Regions from separate parts of the Homo sapiens genome. Here all the other regions are linked to region 4. A link is a contact called in ENCODE Hi-C or POLR2A ChIA-PET data. All regions are on one chromosome and are shown on one strand. Each heading gives the region's core, a stretch centred on a gene start or an enhancer-like site at or near the end of the contact. The rest is flanking DNA. Distances are from core to core; before and after follow the strand shown. Region 1 holds the start of ATOX1 (antioxidant 1 copper chaperone). Region 2 holds the start of SLC36A1 (solute carrier family 36 member 1). Region 3 overlaps CSF1R (colony stimulating factor 1 receptor). Region 4 holds the start of DCTN4 (dynactin subunit 4).

Region 1 (3,202 bases), core at 283-2,782, 1.0 Mb after region 4:
TGTATATAGATATATTTTTTTCTTCCCTTTCCAGTTTTGAGGAAATCCCTTGACTAACACCCTCTTTCCTTCAGCTGTTATCTTGTGGTACATGGTGCCAAGTGCCCTCCTCATTCCCATCATCTGCTCCAGAGGGTTTTTTGTCAAAATCCCCAGAAGATACAGAATACAGTGATGATCAAGCTAGCCTTTTCCTCATTGCCACCCCCCACAAAAAATCCTGGTGGCCTTCACTCCCCAAGCCCCAGGGCAATTAATACTGTCTTCTACCATTGCCACAGGCTGACTTGCCCAACTGGTAGGGCTGATTCTATCAGATTCCTTATCCATACTTTGTTGTTGGAGGATTTGTCTCAAGGCACCTGGCAAGACCCACAGGAAATGACACCTGAGATGTCAGTGGCTCTGCCCAGGAGGCCTCAGGCTCACCTGCCAGCTCCCTAAAGACAGGATGCAAAGACACATGGCAACTGTGGGATACCTCTGGGTATCCACCTGGCCCAGAGCCATGAATTAGGCACCCTGAAGAAAATGCTAAACACCACATGACCCTAACCAAGATGCAACTGAGATCAGAGCATCTTCCCAAGCCGGTGTGACTGCTTTTGCCTGGCACCTCCCATGTGGTCAGGCCTGGAGAGATGGGGAGCCTAAGGATAAGGAGCTGAATCCTGGCTCTGCCAACTTCAACACGACCTGGAATAAGTTACTGGGCTTTTTATATTTTTATCTGCCAAAGGCCTCAATTCTTTATATAAAAAACGAGGCCACGAGCAACAATATATGTGATAAGACTGAGTGATCTGCAAAGGCAGGCTAAGACTGACTTCCCAGACACAGCCACTGAGCAACTGGTGACTGTGCGGGGGGGTTCCTGAACCTCTCTGGGGCTCATGGGTTCAGGCTGAGAAAGTGTCTCCATTCAGTGTCGCCCAGAGTTGATCTGAAAAGTAGGCCAGAGTGGGCAGGGAAATTAAGAAAAGCATGAACCTCTGAAAACCTGCCCGGTCCGTGAGGAAATAACCGGGTCCACTCCCTTGTCCAGAGCCTCCCCACCGCCCTCCTTCAGGCCAGCTCCGCGGGCAGGGCAGCCAGGAGGAAGGCTCAGGGACTAGGCGTCTCAGTTCCCGCTGGCCACCAACTCCCCCATCCCCTGCCCCCTCTCTGGTTCTGTTTCTCTGTGTACGCAGGGAAGGTGTGGGCTTGTCGCCCCTGGAGGCCTTCCAGCTCCGACGTTTTGAAGCCTGGCTCCCAGATTAAACTCCCTTCGGATCCCATTTTCTGAAGGGTCGCAAAAGCTGGGGGCTGGGTGGGGTAAGCTAGGGGACAACAGCGGCTCCGGCCGCCGCCTGAGCCCTTCAAGATCAGCATCCGGTCAAGCGGCTGTGCAGCCGAGAAGCAACCCGGGACTGCAAGTCTGCGTGGCGGGGACGGCGCAACCACTCACCGGCATGACTGAGGCAGCGGCGGTGTGGCGGCGGTGTGGCGGCGGTGTCAGCAGCGCCTCTCTGGATTCGGAGGGCGGGTTCGGCTGCGCTTCCGAGAGTGCGCACTAGAGGCCTGGTCCCGGAGGCCCCTCCCACTCCGGGCCCGGCCGCGAGGGAGGCTCCGCCCCCTCCAGTCCTGATCCCTGCCGGCCGCGCCGCCTCCTTTCTGCGGGCCGGGCCCGTGGTCACCCGGCCTGGACGGAGAGAGGAGGTGAGAGGGGCGCTGCGTTGGCCTCCATCGACTGTCGGCCTTTTTCAGAACGCCTACTTCGGGTCAAGCTTGTGTTAGGGAATGCCAGAGAAGGGCACCGCCTTGAACAGGACATCATCCATCCATCCCTAAAAGGACAGTTTCACTCATTTATTCACCGAGTCAATTTTTATTAAGCGCCAGCCAACGAGGACGCAGCGGTGGAAGAGCAGCAGCAGGAGGCTGCGAAGGACGCAGGCAGTGATAGTGCAGGGTTAGCAGAGCTGTTGTGACAGAGGAGGAAGGGCCCTGACTGCAGTGGGGTGGGGGCGGTTGTGGAAGAGAGGCGGCCTGGGGAGAAGGCAATAATCTGGACCTCGGTTAGCCTTTATCGCCCTGTTACAGGCTTTGTCTCTAAATACAGTCGCATTGGGGGTTAGGGTATCAACATAGGAATTTGCGGGGACACAATTCATGTCCATGTCAGAGTTCAGTCCCTAGCAGAGCCATACTGACTAGAGTTTTAATCTCAGCCCTATCATTTATTAGCCATGTGACCCTGGGCAGATGAACTTACCTCTCTAAGCCTCAATATCCTCACGTATAAGATGGGGACAGTTAAGGTCACTATACAATTTTTTATCTGAACCTTTTGCTAGAGAAAGGAGATGCTATTAATAATTTTGCCAGGACAACAGGCAAACACCATGACTGTTTCAGGCAAACAACGACACATGGTTCCCTCCAAGAAACCTACTTTGCAGTATTGTTGGAATACATGTAATGTGTGCAAACTTCTTAATACATTGCTTGGCACATGGTAGGCACCAAAAATATATATAAGTATTCTCTAATTGCTAGGCCCTCTGTTGGCCTCCCTGGCACTGGGTCTTCCGCTGCTCACAAAATACCCCTTAACCATTCATCCCCTACCCAACCTGCCAGGAATTCCCTAAAGATGGAAGGGAAGGGGGCGAGGAGGAGAGGGAAAGAGGGTACTGGCACATTAGGTCCTGTACGGGCAAGGCTTAGCATCTTGGTAGTCCTGGGTACAACTGTGCCCTGGGGCTAGGGATAGCTAGATTGCCATGAGGGAAGGCGGAGAGTGGACATGAGGGAAGGAAATCCTTCCCAAAGCAACAGTACACAGGGCGAACCACCCACGGCATGTTTTAGAGAATTAGGGGTATGGGTTGGGGGGATGGCTAAGCCTAGAGACAGCAATTTAAAGAGAAGACAGCTTTATAAAGATCTGTTAAAGATCACAAATAAAGACCTATTAAAGAGGAGAAGAAAATATGCCAGACTGTAGTTCCTGCATAAATATATACATACATTCCGTGTATTTACATTAAAATAAGCATGAAATGAACCACAGCCAATGTTACTAGAAGTTATCTTGGATAAGTGTAGGATTTGCAGGTGGAATCCCAATGTACCTACTGTTTAATTTTCAAATAACACAAAGTAGCGTACAGTGAAAAGTAGGTCTTCCTCCTACCCTGACCTCTCCTTCTTAAACAAA
Region 2 (2,888 bases), core at 175-2,674, 690 kb after region 4:
ATTGTCTGAAAATATTTTTTAAATTTCCCGTTTGATTTCATCTTTGACCCACTGGTTGTTTCGAAGCATAGGACTGGGTATGGTGGCTCACACCTATAATCTCAGCACTTTGGGAGGCCGAGGTGGGCAGATCACCTGAGGTCAGGAGTTTGAGACCAGCCTGACCAACATGGTGAACCTCGTCTCTACTAAAAATACAAAATTAGTCGCGCGTGGTGGCACGTGCCTGTAATCCCAGCTACTTGGGAGGCTGAGACAGGAGAATCGCTTGAATCCAGGAGGCAGAGGTTGCAGTGAGCCAAGATTGCACCACTGCACTCCAGATGGGGCAATAAGAGCGCAACTTTGTCTCAAAGAAAAAAAAAAGCGTGTTGTTTAATTTCCACATATTTGTGAATTTTCCAAGATTCCTCCTGTCATTGATTTCTAGCTTCATATTATTATGGTCTGAAAGAATATTAATATGATTTCAATCTTCTTAAATTTAAGGCTTGTTTTTTGGACTAGCATATGGTCTATTCTAGAGAATGTTTCAAGTGTGTTAGAGAAAAAATGTGTATTCTGTTTCTGTTGAATGGAAAGTTCTGTATATATCTGTTAGGTTCATTTGGTTTAAAGTGCAATTCAAGTTCATTATTTCCTTATTTTCTCTCTAGTTGCTCTATCCATTGTTGAAAGTGGGATATTGACCCTCCTACTATTGTGTTGCTATCTATTTCTCCCTTCATGGCCATTAATATTAGTTGTATGTATTTAGGTGCTCCAATTTTGCATGCATATATATTTACAGTTGTGTCTTCTTGATGAATTGACCCCTTTATTATTAAACAATGATCTTCTCTGTCTCTTGTGACAGTTTTTGACTTGAAGCCTATTTGTTACATAATTGTTAAAGGAAAAGTCTGTAACAAGGAGGTAAAAGGAGAAGCCTAGATAATACAATACTGAAATGTTGCCATCCATTTAAAAATGTTACTTTAAAAATTTGAATGTATTAAAAGATAATGTTGCCCTACCCCACAGTTCCATTTCCAGTAGCAACCACAGATGATAGTTTGTGTATGCTTCTGAAAAATTGGAAGTTTTAAAAATATGCATATTTCTTATTATAAAAGCAATACAAACTCATCGAGATGTGTAAAAGAAAATACAGCCAGTGTAAAAATTAGCAATATTTCACAAACCCACAACTCAAGGGACAGTGCTCTTCGACTGGACTCTGCCCCATGCCCAAGATCAATGCCCTGTTCAGTTCCTATTCGCAGTCCCCAGCGCCCAGGAACATAGTCCTTCCAGCAGTGGCAGTAATAGGTCGCCAGGTGGTGCTGTGGAGCAGAGCTCCGGAGCTCAGTGAGAAAAAAGGCGCGGCCGCTCAAGGGAGCACGTGACCTCGGCCTCTGGCGTGGGCGGTGGGATCACGTGATGAGGTCCGGAAGCGGCTGCCGGGCAGCAAAGGAGGATGGCGAGGGGCTGATACTGAACCCGGGAAGGGTGGGCTGTGCTGAAGCCAGAGCCGGAGCCGGAGCTGGGGCCAGAACCCGAGCAGTGAGTTCCTCCACTGGCTGCCGGCTGGCGGCGCTCGCCGCCTTGGGCAGGACCCACCTCGCCTTCCTCCCGGCGTGGCAGATGCTCCAGGTCAGGCACTGGATCCGCCCGGGCTGTGGGTCCGCGACTCCTTGGCGTCCCCGGGCCGCAGCTGCGGTACGACGCTGACACCCCTCTGTGAATTGGGCGAAGCGTGGAGATCCCTTGTCCCTCGCGCTATCTCCCTTGACCTCGTGGGGTTGGGATCTCACCGTCCTGTTTGACTGACAGGTGGGGGAAACTGGGGTAGATGGTGAAGATAACCCAAAGGACCATCTAGGGCGTCTTTCACGCTTCGCACAGGTCTCCCCGTTTCCAGCAAATGTCTTGCCCGCTGCGGGAGCGCTGCTTGAGACAGGCTCATAATGGGTCTTTGGGTCAGAACTGCAAGGACGCTGGGAAGTCGTCTGGTGCAGCTCCCTCCTAGGACAGTTGGAGAAACTGAGCCCTTACTCCGGGAAGGGGTAAGGGCTTGCCTAAGGTCATCCAGTGAGTTAATCGGAGACCCGGAGACCTGCGACTAGAATGCAAATGTTCCTAAGCTTCAGCAGCTGTTTGCTTTTCGCCACACCGCCTCCTGCGGGAAACTTCACCTGTGAAAAGGCACTCCTTTCTGTCCCTTTCTCTTTTAGTCCTCTCCCTTTTTAGCTGTCTGCATTTTCCACCGCTGGGGTTGGATTTGCTCTGGGTGTGGTTCCCTGTTTGTTCATTATTTTTCTGCAAACTCATCCTTCTGTAGGTTTGGTTTCTAACCTTCCTGCATTCTATGTAAGTCACACCAAAATATGAAATATGAATCGGAATGTGCTTCTGGGAAGATAGGTGGCTGAGCCGAGGTTGTGGAGAGCCCTGACGTTAACTTGAAGAATGTAAAGACCTTTGCTTTATTTTTTCTGTAACTTGTCAGATTTGGGATTGCTTATTTGGATGGACGTTTTGCAGTTATTTGAATTTTGCTGAAGATAGCATCATGGTGCAATGGACAGAACAGAGATTGGGGAATCAGGATATTTTGTCCTAGCTCTGCCGCTTACCTGGCAACCTTAAGTGACTCGCGTTTGGGTTTCTCAGTCTAGACAGTGATGGAATTGAATTCTTAAGGGCCCCTTCTGCTGTGATCTGGATGTTGTGCATCTTTCTAGGCTTGTTTTTTTGTTTGTTTGTTTTTAAATAGAGATGAGGTCTCACTATGCTGCCCAGGCTGATCTCAAACTCCTGGGCTCAAGTGATCCTCCCACCTTGGCCTCCCAAAGTATTGCGATTACAGGGGTGTGAGCCAGTGCCCCTGACCAGGGTCTGTTTGT
Region 3 (3,024 bases), core at 86-2,585, 690 kb before region 4:
ACATTTTTAAAGAGAGAGACAGGGAGAAAGCTTCCAGCTAACCATCAGGAAGAACTTCTAGCTGGTAGTTAGAGAGAAAAGACTGCAATTAGAAATGAGAAGGAACTAACTTCCAGGCTCTGATTCGGAAGGGCGGACTGCAGGTGAACTTCAGAGCCTCTGCGTTATAGCTTGGGAGAGAGTCTGAAACGGGACCCAGGGAGAAGAACTTCCCAAGCCTCTGAGGATCCAAATCCTGCCCGTGGGTGCCTTCCCAGCCCAAAAGACAGCAACAAGGCAAGGAGGGGATTCTTCAGCCTCTCCTGGCCACTTCCATCTCTAGGAGCCTCTGTGGCTAAGACTGTTTTTTCTTACCACTTCTTGTTCCTCTGTCCCTCTGCAGCTGGGCTGAGTCAGCCCCTCCCTGCCCCCAGCTGGGCAGGGGGCACTGTTGAAAGGGAGGGGATCAAGGAGGATGGAGGTTTGGCTGGATTCTCAGATTTCTGAATCCTAGGCTCCTAATTTCTGGAAGCGGACCAAGCTGCCTTCTGCCTGCCTCAGGAACCCTCCCCTGCCCCTGCTGGGCATGTAAACCTCCCAGGGCACCTGTGCCATCCCTGGAAAGGGCTCATGGGCGTCTACCCAGAGGCAGCCTCTCTTCCAAAGAACTATGAGTGAGAGATCAAGAGGTGGGGATGGGCGAGGCTCCCTGAGAAGGGTGGACGTAATTGTCATGATGGCAGCGGGTTCTTCCTGAGCTCTTCCTGGGAGTGGGGCGCTGGGCTAGATGCTTGAAGCACATCACCCCATTCATTCCTTGCAATGGGCCTAAGCCCCAGGCCCACCCCCTGACTTCTTCCCTTCCTCCCATCCTCCCCACCAAAGGGGGCATGGAGACAAAGTCCCGGTCCCCTCCCCATCTAGGCCTGCTGGTTCTGGGTGAGTGGATGTTCTCCATCCCAGGAAGGTGGAGATCTGAACAATTCCCAGTGGAATCTTTGGGGACCCTCCTGTTGCTCCTCAGAGCTCAGTTCCAGCCCCCAGAATCGTAGTCTTTCCAGCAGCCTCCCTGGACCCTCCCTTCCCTGCTGCCTCAGCCATTTCCCTGTGCGCCTCCTCCTCCAGGGGAGCCTGCTGACTCCTGCCCTTTTCTCTTCCCCCACGGCCCCCCTTGTGGTCACTCTGGGGGACAGAAAGGTGATGATTCAGCCCTGAGGCAGAACAAACACTCCCCACAGACAGGCCACTTCTTTCCCCAGGCCTGGGCAATGAGGAGAGGCTGGGCTGAGTCCCCAGTGAAGGGGCAAGGCTCCGAACCTCATGGGGCAAGGCAGAGGAGGATGGGAGGGCAGGCACTTAGCACGGGCATGACCATCCTGCCCCCTCCGCTCCCATGGGTGGACACCTCGGCCTGGAGCTAAAGGGTCTGTGAATGGGTGTAGGGGAGGAGGGTAGCTGCAAGTCTTCTCGCAGCCTTGCATGGGCTCCAGGGGCAGCTGAATTTCCTGGACAGGAAGTGTGGAGGTGACATGTTCCAAAAATGGTCCCGTGGAGAGGGGATACAGAGTTCCTAAACCACAGCCAAGGGGGCTGGCCAGCCCAAGGCAGAAAGGGCCGCAGGGGGCCCTAGGCTCTTCTCTGGAATCTCTGCATGACTGTCCTGGCAGCTCTGTGGGCACTGCGAGGCAGTTTTCAGTTCCATGTAAGGAAGAACTTTGCAAACATTGGAGCTGCTCAGAGAAGGAACAGGTGGCCCCGAGAGTGAGTAAGGTCCTGTCCCTGGAGGTGGGTGGGCTGGGCCAAACAACCGCTTTGGGTGTGTAGTCAAGGAGATGATGCCCGACCTCAGACCTCCCCCTCCTTCCACCATCCCAAGAGGCATGAGCTAACTCTGGTTCCCCAACGAACTTCCTCCTGGGACAAGAGTGTGCAGCTCCCATCACAGAGACTGTCTCGTCCAGCACCCCGCTCAGTCCTCTATGTGCGTTGTGGTACGGAATCCCTCACAACAGGCTGTTAATGATCCCATTTTACAAATGGAGAAGAGACTCAGACACACCAACTTTCTCATCATCCCATAGCCAGAGCTTGGCAGAGGCAGGATTTGGACCCAGATTCACTGAAGTCCAAGTTTCTGGTGCTTAAACTAGACCACCAGTGGGCTCTTGGCATGTCAGAGGAGGAGGGGCTGTTAGAGAACACCCAGACCCATGGTATAAGAGGGGAAACTAAGGCCCAGAGAGGACAGCGAGTCAGCTGAGGTTACATGGCAAAACAGTGTCAGAGCTGGACCTAGATCCGGAGGTATTGACCGGGGCTGCCCTCAGAGCAGCCTTCTCATGCTGAGTGCTGGCAGGAGTAGAGATCCCGATCCATGTGCCCCTGGGGCTCCCCCAACATCCTTCCCACCCTGCCCACTTCAAGCCCTCTTCTCACAAAAGCCCCAAGGGGGTGTGGGGAAGAAAAGGTAGCCAAGGGGACACAAGATGGGTCATTCAGTCCTTGATCACACCACTCCCTTGTTCAAACCCACTGATGGCCTTGGACCGACAGGGTGGGGTCCAACCCTTCAGACCCCCAACCCCACCCTGGTCCTTCCCTCACCTGCACCTCTGCACACTCTGCCCTCTCCCCCAGAGGTACCCTTTCCCTTAGTGTCATCTCCCCTGCTGCATCCTCATCCTCCAAAGCCCGTCCCACCAATGCCAAGCCACCTCCTCCAGGCAGTCTCCCTTACCCACCAGCCTGAAAAGTCCGTCCACCTCTGAACTCCCACAGCCCTCTGGCCTGGTCCTCTCAGCTTCTGATCACATTGCACATGGTCTTTGTGTGGGCAGGCAGGCAGTGGAGGCCATGGGCTCTAGGGACAGAAGCCCCTGGGGCCCAGTGCCAACCCTATCCCTCAGCCCCTTGGGGTTTTTTTTTTTAACCTTGCTGAGCCTCAGCTTCCTGATGGGTAAGATACTGACTAGTATACTTCCTGCCTCCAGCTTCTTGTGAGGGTAAAATAAGATGAGTCAATGTTTCACATAATGATTGGGACAT
Region 4 (3,113 bases), core at 157-2,656:
AGGGAATCATCAAGGAGATACACATAAGGAAAGTGCTAATGGAGATGAGAAGAAAAATCGATGCCATATTTTTAATATATACGATTTTTCTTGTATTATTTAATTGCTTTTCTTGACTATTCCTATTATGAAAAGTATCTTCAATAAAATAAGTTATTAATAACACATAAAATGGCTTATAGTATGTGTTTTCATATGCATTTATTTTAACAGTCCCGGGATCTTCAGTAAAAAACACTCTGAGTTAGGCTGTTTAGATTCAAATCCAGGTCCTCCTTCCCACCCCCAAATTACTGGCTGTGTGACTTACAGCGAACACTCTGTATCTGTTTCTTTACCTGTAAAAAAAATTTTTTAAAAAAAGTATCCACTTAAATTGGTTTGAAGATTACATAAAGCACATGACATATAGCAAGTATCGAATAAGCAGCAACTATTACTACTATCAGCTTTTTCTTCACTAAGACTATGGCTTATTAAACAGCGCATTTTATGTCTTACTCGCCTTTTAATCCCTAAAGCTTACTGAATAAACAAGATGTGCCAAGCGCTGCAGAAGTTTTGGGGTTTTGTTATTTGGTGACTTTTTACTGGCCGGGGTCTTCTTTTTGAAAAATCCAACTTCGGACGCCCACTTGTGCCAGGGAAGGACAGCATTGTCCTCTAGCTCCATAAATACACTTTCAGCTTCTTACATGACATACTGTATTCTGAGCGCTTTTCACATAACTCACGCCGCCCCAACCTCTTCCCGGCTGCAGGCCTTGGCCTGAGTCAGGAACAGGGCAAGGCAGTCTGACGAGGGCCCAGTTTCTGGACAAAAGAGGAACAGAACTTTCAGGATGGGAGAACTATGAATGAGAACGCCTGCGCCTCCCTCCATCCTCGCAATAAATCCTGGAAAGGCAGTTTTTCGCCCCTTAAGTGGCCTGAACTAAGCACCCCCAGACCTTTCTCCGTAGTCCACCCAATTACCAAGCCCCATCGCAGACAGACACGGTCCCTAAGTCAAGTTTGTCCAATCAGAGGCCGCTCTAGAACCAGAAGATCCGCTCAGTCCCACCCGAGGCTGCTCCTCCTTTCCAAGTGACAGATTAGAAGCAAATTAAATCGCAGGCAAACCCGAGTGACGGAAGACATAACCAATCAGTAAGGAAGGAAAATAGCTCCAGCCTTCCGGTGGCAGTGACTAGCATGAACGCCGCGCCCCCCCCACCCCACATACTCGCTATAGGGCGACTCTGTTACCTCGTGAGACACACATTCCAGCGACCGCAGTTCGCTACAATAGCGGCAGAAGTAGAGTTGCGAGAGCGGGGCCCGAACCTTCTTTTCTCCCTGGACTAGATAGAGAACCCGGTCCGACTGCAGCAAGGACGCCATCTTGGGGAGGGAGGAGGCGATGACGCTCCCGGCGCATCACGTGACCCGAGAGCCAGCGTCTTCCTCGCTGCCTTCCCTACGACTTCCTACGTAGACTTTGACGTTAGGTTTCCCACCTCGTCCGGCTCTGCGCCCGTCGAAAACCAGAGCGCGCGTGCGCAGCTGGGATCCCTGTTTTCTCCCCAACTCTGGGCCCGTCCCCCAGCGCTTTTGTGAGCGTCCACTGCCCTTACTGCCATTAGGTCTGGACTCAGTGAGCTCCTTTTATTCTTTTCTTCCAGAATGGAAGCCTGATCTTTTGTCTTATTTACGACGGCCTCCTCTGCCCCACTTAACAGGCGAGCATCCAGGAGACAAATGGAAGGTCTCAAAGGGACAGGGCTCCGTGGGGACTGCAAGACAGGAGTCACACCAGCACTGTCTTCTGAGTCTTGCCAATGGCCTTTGGGAACTTTCACATACATTATCTCATTTGAAACGCAGGTTTTTGAGTACATAGTTAGCGTTAGGTCTAAGTCTGTATTGTGGACCTTCAATAAGTATGAAAAGGAGGGAATGAAATCAATGAATGAACAATGTTGGTAGGCGTCTACGTTTTTCTAATGTGTAAACTAAGGCTCAGGTCTGCCTCTTGGGTGAGCAGCGACTACGTGAGACTGGTATTACATGGGTGGGAAAATAATTTATCAACAGTTTTAGGTAAAGAAATGCAGATTTATTAGAGAAGGTATGAAAATACGTTGAAAGGTTGCAATGGGCAGACCAGCCAGAGAGGAGCTGACTTCAAGGAAACAAAGGCTTGCTGGAGATTTTATCCGATGGTTCTTGGGCTGCAGAGTGCTGTGCAGTACCGAGAACTCCAAGGTTACAGGGAGCTAACTTGCATGTGTCTCGTGATAGCTGAGTGCAGGAAGATTGTGAGTTATTTGCACAGGAGGGCTACGTGTCCTGCACCATGAAGAAAGGCAGACTTAGAGTGCATCTGCTCTTCTTGCTATCCCTTGGTCCCACTAGCCTGACTCCCTTTCTCTAACTGGGACTCCCCAGTATGTAAAATGACCACCTAGAACTGCCTAGCAGAAACTGGAGCCTCTGTTGCCTGCCACCAGGTCTACATTTTTATAATTGTAGTAGTGTTGTATTATTACCTGTCTGACGTTAGAGTTGGTGATTGAGAAGAAAGGGAACTGAATACTATTAGCAAACATTTATTGAGCACTTATTAAGTGCAGCACACTGTGTCAAAACTTTACATACATTGTCTAATTTAATTCTTACAACAGCTCCAAAAAGCATGTGGCTATCATTATTTCTATTTTACAGAGCAGGAAACTGAGGCACAGGGAAGTGCAGTGACTCCTCTATAAGGTTTCATAGATGGAGGTAGAACCCTTTTCTCTCTGACTCTAGTGCTTGCAGGTATAACCCCTATGTATACTCCCTCCAGCATATTTTCTAATATGGTGATGTTAATAATACCTTACATTTATATAGACCTTTTCAGCTTATACAGTGCTAATCTCACAATTTATGTCACGCTTTACCAATTGAGCCTAAAAGTCATTACTTGTTCACCAAGCAATAGCCTGGCACTAATTTAGTTTCATAGGTGACATCTGCTCCTAGGAGAGAATATATTACTAGCCAACTCATTTGCAATTATTTCTTTAGGTTAATGAATTCGTTGGTTTTCTGGTTTATAAACTAGTCTCTACTGAGTTTAAATTCCC

The links. Hi-C counts contacts between places; a loop is a spot of excess contacts on that map. ChIA-PET counts read pairs that join two places held with the same protein, here RNA polymerase II (POLR2A). Pooled maps may share reads with other maps.
Region 1: a loop to region 4 is called in a pooled map, with 4 times the contacts of the local background. The contact joins the promoter of ATOX1 here to the promoter of DCTN4 in region 4. A Hi-C loop is called at or near these places in 1 of 37 single-sample maps with no recorded cell type and 6 of 50 pooled maps. POLR2A ChIA-PET finds 5 or more read pairs at or near these places in 1 of 52 experiments (activated CD8-positive, alpha-beta T cell).
Region 2: a pooled map shows a loop between it and region 4 (10-fold over the local background). The contact joins the promoter of SLC36A1 here to the promoter of DCTN4 in region 4. A Hi-C loop is called at or near these places in 6 of 50 pooled maps.
Region 3: a map of CD14-positive monocyte shows a loop between it and region 4 (5-fold over the local background). The contact joins the enhancer-like site here to the promoter of DCTN4 in region 4. A Hi-C loop is called at or near these places in 1 of 168 maps with a recorded cell type or tissue (CD14-positive monocyte) and 1 of 50 pooled maps. POLR2A ChIA-PET finds 5 or more read pairs at or near these places in 1 of 52 experiments (activated T-cell).

What each region holds. Positions count from the first base shown.
Region 1 is chr5:151,757,099-151,760,300 of GRCh38, forward strand. ATOX1 (antioxidant 1 copper chaperone) reads right to left here and starts at 1,533. Exons shown (of 4, transcript NM_004045.4): 1 at 1,448-1,533. The coding sequence starts at 1,453. It overlaps ATOX1-AS1 (ATOX1 antisense RNA 1), which reads left to right. Exons shown (of 4, transcript XR_007059008.1): 4 at 1,191-1,262. RefSeq lists an enhancer at 572-701 and a silencer at 1,472-1,721.
Region 2 is chr5:151,446,179-151,449,066 of GRCh38, forward strand. It overlaps SLC36A1 (solute carrier family 36 member 1), which reads left to right and starts at 1,425. Exons shown (of 11, transcript NM_078483.4): 1 at 1,425-1,635. RefSeq lists an enhancer at 1,405-1,454.
Region 3 is chr5:150,064,306-150,067,329 of GRCh38, forward strand. The region is part of intron 10 of CSF1R (colony stimulating factor 1 receptor); the gene reads right to left. Among named protein-coding and RNA genes, the nearest start is that of CSF1R, 21 kb to the right of the region's middle. RefSeq lists a silencer at 530-705 and an enhancer at 2,656-2,705. Within about 2 kb of position 1,336, at least 10 of the 41 ENCODE cell types and tissues checked have a DNase peak (open chromatin) inside an H3K27ac peak, as active enhancers do; they include CD14-positive monocyte, where a contact is called at or near this core.
Region 4 is chr5:150,757,611-150,760,723 of GRCh38, forward strand. DCTN4 (dynactin subunit 4) reads right to left here and starts at 1,407. Exons shown (of 13, transcript NM_016221.4): 1 at 1,249-1,407. The coding sequence starts at 1,383. RefSeq lists enhancers at 683-752, 1,183-1,482.